2 separate regions of the Homo sapiens genome follow, and region 1 is linked to region 2. Evidence: read pairs that join two places in POLR2A ChIA-PET (ENCODE). Cell type or tissue: K562. All regions are shown on one strand. Region 1 has its middle 40 kb from the start of MSH2-OT1. Region 2 overlaps TTC7A (tetratricopeptide repeat domain 7A).

Region 1 (2,500 bases), 520 kb before region 2:
TCACCGTGTTAGCCAGGATGGTCTCGATCTCCTGACCTCGTGATCCACCTGCCTCGGCCTCCCAAAGTGCTGGGATTATAGGTGAGCTACCGCGCCCAGCCAAATGTTGCCAAATTGTTAATCCACATTGTGATGTTAAAGATTCAACGTGGAGTCATTTTCGTGATTGCTTTGGCTGAGCCTGATGTTTAGCAATGAAACACACTGGAATTGACAATAAATATTAAATTTTAAACATGAAAAAAATGGACAAAATGTATCTTGCTGGATGGACAAGGCATATAAAAATTGCAGGTCAGTGGTTGAATTTAAAACAGTTGCATTAATGTCTCAGATTCAATTATACTTAATTTGGCATTAACCTATCTCTATTCATAAAATTATTATTCATAACATTTATTGGACTAATTCTGTCAACAAAATTCCAGGAAATAAACAATCGTGATAGTGATAGGTTAATTGCTAAGGTTGTGTTTACTGGTTAATTCTGAACACAAAAGAATTCACTGCTGTTGTTTTTTTTGTTAGACGTAAGAAACTGCCCACTGACAGAACTTTTTCTTGTTTCTAAATTTAACCATTTAAGTTGCTAATTCTTCTTTCCCTCTTTGAGGTGAACCCAGGGCAGCAAGCAACAGTGTGATCTTCTACTCACCAAATCCAGAAGTAAGACCAGGGCAGTCCAGTCAAGGCTGCCCAACACCTGCCATTTCCATATGGTTCACCCCACTGCTGAATTTCCCACATGGCTGGACCAGAGACATGTATGGGCACTTTGGTTTGGACAAACCACACACCAAAGCAAATGCATACTGACATACATTTAATTTGAGCATGTTCTGAATGTTGTCTGACACCATGAAATACTGTTCTTCCAGGGAGGTCAAGGAAACGGCTGTAGCAAATGCAAGGAAAGGGCTTCCCATTGCCCTCCTTAGAGAGAACAGGAGGCACTGATAACTCCCAGCAACAAGACACTGTCTACAAGGGATTATTTCCTCTGTGATATCCTAGCACTGCACCACAGAGGTTAACTTCTGAAGCAGTATAAGAGGAAGTAGTAGCTCTATCAATCAAGATAAGTGGTGTGGGTGTGAAGACAGGCCAACATCGGGCAGAAAACTATCACACTGGGCTTCCACTTCCAGTTTCAGTGTAAAAATACATGTAACATTCTGAACATTTTCATCATTTTCTCCAGCCGCACCCTATCTCCTTAACCCAAACACACTGAGTCCAGAAAGACAATCAGAGATTTCCTTTGTATATGAAAATTCTCCTTACTCATTTGTTCTTCCCCATAAGCTAATTAACATTGTTTATTTCAGACCAGGGACTGGTTTTTCCTGACTATTCTGTACACCATTTTAATCAGCAGAATGTAACTAACAAGCTTAAAGAGCCACTCAATACTGAATCAGCAGCTCATACCATATGCTTGGGTAAAAACATACTTCCCAAAAAAGCTAAATGCAGAAAGACCAAGGATAGAAGATGTATTTAATACTCAAGAAGTCTAACAGGATGTGGAATATTGAGATTTTAAGGGGGAAAAGTTATTCTTTAAATACATCTACCCTAGTCACCGGGCTAGCTTAGTCAATAGAGTATGAGACAAGACTTAAATATATCTTAAAACATCTTTCTTATACCAGTTTTGCTACAACTTTTAACTCCAAAACAGTATTTTAAGGAAAAAAAAATCAAATTACAAAAACAACTTCATCTTAGCTTCTTAGTGCTAATTTTTTTTAAAGATGCAAAAAATCATGTATTTTCTCAGAAACATGGTTATGTGGTCAACAGATTTCTTAACAACAGAGTTCTAAATTTTGGATAAAATTTATATATCCAGCTTTATTCTGGTATTACCCAAATTCATGTTTGAGTGGGAAAGAAAAACCAAACCACATTATAAATTTAAATTTTAAGAAAAAACCTTTGACAGGTCAGAAATTAGTTTATATTTTGCTTTACATACACCATTCTAAAAGGAAGGAAACACTAACTGAAGGCCTGGTTTTACATTAGCATATTCATGTAATAAGCACAGATTAAGTTTGAAACTTCTTAAGCAGATCTATTACGTATTTTCTCATTTTCAAAAACATCTTAGAAAACTGTCTCTTTTAGAGGAATGAAAACAGCCTGACAGACTACATGTTTTCTTGGAATGAAGTCTCCCCCAATTTCTTGTAGCCCTAACAACTAAAACCATGAGCTGATTTCCACGTTAAACATGCTTCTGTGCAGCAATCTAAAAACACTCTTTCACAACCACGGGATGAACTATTTCATTGGAATTTAAAATTTGCTTTTTGAATTATATGAAAGCTTTTCATGTATAAGTGATTAAAAGGATTTGTAAACCAATAAATATTTCTACATTTAAAATCTTCCTCTGTCAGTTTGCCTTTTTCCTAAGCCTTTGGCAGCCAGAAAAGAAAAACTGATGTAACCCACTCTAAATTAACGATGACGAAAAAGAACTTGGTAAACT
Region 2 (2,500 bases):
TGTCTGTCCCATCTTTGTGCCCACACAGTACACTTTAGGTACTTTACATGTAGTAAGTAGAGGCTCAAGATGAACTTACTGAAGAGATGTATAATGGAAGAATCCTCAACTGTTTCCTGCCCTATAAGCCCCAACATCCACCTAATGACCAAGTCCTCAGCACTTCAAACCTTCCCTTCCTCTCTTCCTATTACCTTATTTCAGGTTTTATCTCCTGAGTGGATGACTACATCGGCCTAACTGGCCTCCCTGCCTCCAGTCTCACTCTAATCCCCAGGGGGATCCTTCTAAAACTCTCCAGGGGTCCACACTGCTACAGAGTAAGGTCCAACTTCTGGAAGCTCCACACCAGGCCCTCCTGGTATCAATTCTCCAGCCTCATCCCTCACCTTACCTGCCATATCCACAACTAACCTCCTGCTCCCAACTGCTAGGTTGTAGGATGCCTTCTTGACTTGCTCAAGTTGTTCCTCCTGCCTGGAATGTATCCACCCCACCAGGTCTACCCAAAATTACTGTTCATATTCTGACCCACTAAATGCCACCTCCTCTACAAAGCCCTTCCCGATATTCCCTGGTATAACCAAACATTCCTCCTTTAAGCCCCAGTCTATACATATTCCTGACTCACCATTTCTTATACTTATTTGTTCATATGTTTCCCCAGACTGTAGGCTCCTTCAAGACATCAACCTAATCGTGTTTACTTTTCTACCACCTGGCACACAGTAGGTACTGGACAAGCATTTGCTGGCTGGATGAAAAAACACAAGCCTGGTCATGTCTGACAAAGTGCAAAGTGCTCTGCAAATATAAGGTAAGGAATTATTATTGTTTTTCTTAGCCACATTCCCATGCACACAGATTCAGTGACCTTGTCCCTTTGCCAGGCTGGGGTGTGACCAGATCCAAAGTTCGGTTGCCTTGGCCTGGAGGAAAGCGGGCAGAGAACATGAAGGTCCTTGCTCAACACAAAGACCCAGGTGCCCAGGACACTGGGTGTCAACGACTGCCAAATGACTCACAACCAGGAGGGGGAGGATCCTTATTCCAGAGGACTAAAGGGGGAAGAGGAACCGAGAAAGAATCAAGGAGGCAGGCCTCGTTGCTCACTGCCAGAGCTAGGCCAGCCCCTGCTCCCCAGACATGCAGCCTATCCACCTTGCAGGAAGGTGGGGCGAACCTACGAACTGTTCAGAGGCCTGGCCCAGGAGACCAACTGCAGGTGGCAGGGCACAGCCAATTCCAGGGGACATGGAGTGGATCTGTTTCAACACAGCTGCCTTGTAGTCCCCGGAGAGATGTGCTGAGGCTGGGCTCCCTCCTGCCACACCTCCGGGTCCAGCACTGGGATGGGTGATGCCAGCTACTGGCTAGTTCAAGCTGCCAGCCCCAAGCCTCCAGAGGGCTGGCCACCGCAAAGCTGTGAATTCAGGAACAATGGTCTGTGGGCCTCCACCTTCCCTGTGTGGCATTTGTTCCTTCCACTCCCCGCAGGGGCCTCCCCATCATGCTTCTCCAAGAACCCCAAATCCCATCCTTCTTGAAAGCTCAAAGCAGGCCAGGCGAAGTGGCTCACACCTGTAATCCCAGCACACTGGGAAGCCCAGGCAAGCGACTGCTTGACCTTAGGAGTTTGAGACCAGCCTGGGAACATGGTGAAACCCCGTCCCCCCCAAAATAGAAAAAATTAGCTGGGCTTGGTGGCGCACACTTGTGACTCAAGCTACTCAGAAGACAGAGGTGGGAGAATTGCTTGAGCCCGGGAGGTGGAGGCTGCAGTAAGCCAAGATTATGCCACCGCACTCCAGCTGGGTGACAGAACAAGACCCATTTCAATTTAAAAAAAAGCTCAAAGCAAAGCCACCTCTTCTCTGAAACCCTGCCAGGTAGAGTTAAGCCTCCCTGTGTCTAAACCAGTTGAACAGTCTGGCTGCATCTCCTAAGTATGTGCCTTTTTCCTGCATTGTCATCATCCTCTCTACCCATTTCCGACTGATCTTTGCACCCCAGTGATGGCCAGGGCCTAGGGTTTAGGAAGCATGCAGACGGATGCATAGATGAATGAGCATATTCACGTAGCCAAGTGTACAGCCCAAAGGAGTTCCTCCCTCTCTACTTAAAAAATATTTCCTGGGCCAGGCACGCTGGCTCATGCCTGTAATCCCAGCACTTTGGGAGGCCGAGGCGGACGGATCACGAGGTCAGATTGAGACCATCCTGGCCAGCATGGTGAAACCCCGTCTCTACTAAAAATACAAAAATTAGCTGGGCATGGTGGCACATGCCTGTAAATCCCAGCTACTCAGGAGGCTGAGGCAGGAGAATCACTTGAACCAGGGAGTCGGAGGTTGCACTGTCGCCCAGGCTGGAGTGCAGTGGCGCGATCTCGGCTCACTGCAAGCTCTGCCTCCCGGGTTCACGCCATTCTCCTGCCTCAGCCTCCCGAGTAGCTGGGACTACAGACACCCGCCACTAAGCTCGGCTAATTTTGTTTTTG

Evidence for each region. Peaks named below come from ENCODE experiments on the same cell type or tissue, not always from the same donor. Only the 100,000 strongest peaks of a DNase experiment are listed, where the experiment ranks them.
Region 1: POLR2A ChIA-PET joins it to region 2 with 6 read pairs; 2 of 35 experiments call an interaction of 5 or more read pairs at or near these places.

The regions. Positions count from the first base shown.
Region 1 is chr2:47,485,911-47,488,410 of GRCh38, reverse strand. It overlaps a transcript of MSH2 not described here. Among named protein-coding and RNA genes, the nearest start is that of MSH2-OT1, 40 kb to the left of the region's middle. In K562, no CTCF peak of the experiment used is centred here; no DNase peak of the experiment used is centred here.
Region 2 is chr2:46,969,347-46,971,846 of GRCh38, reverse strand. All of the region lies in intron 3 of TTC7A (tetratricopeptide repeat domain 7A), which reads right to left. Among named protein-coding and RNA genes, the nearest start is that of TTC7A, 29 kb to the right of the region's middle. In K562, no CTCF peak of the experiment used is centred here; a DNase peak (open chromatin) is centred at 1,022.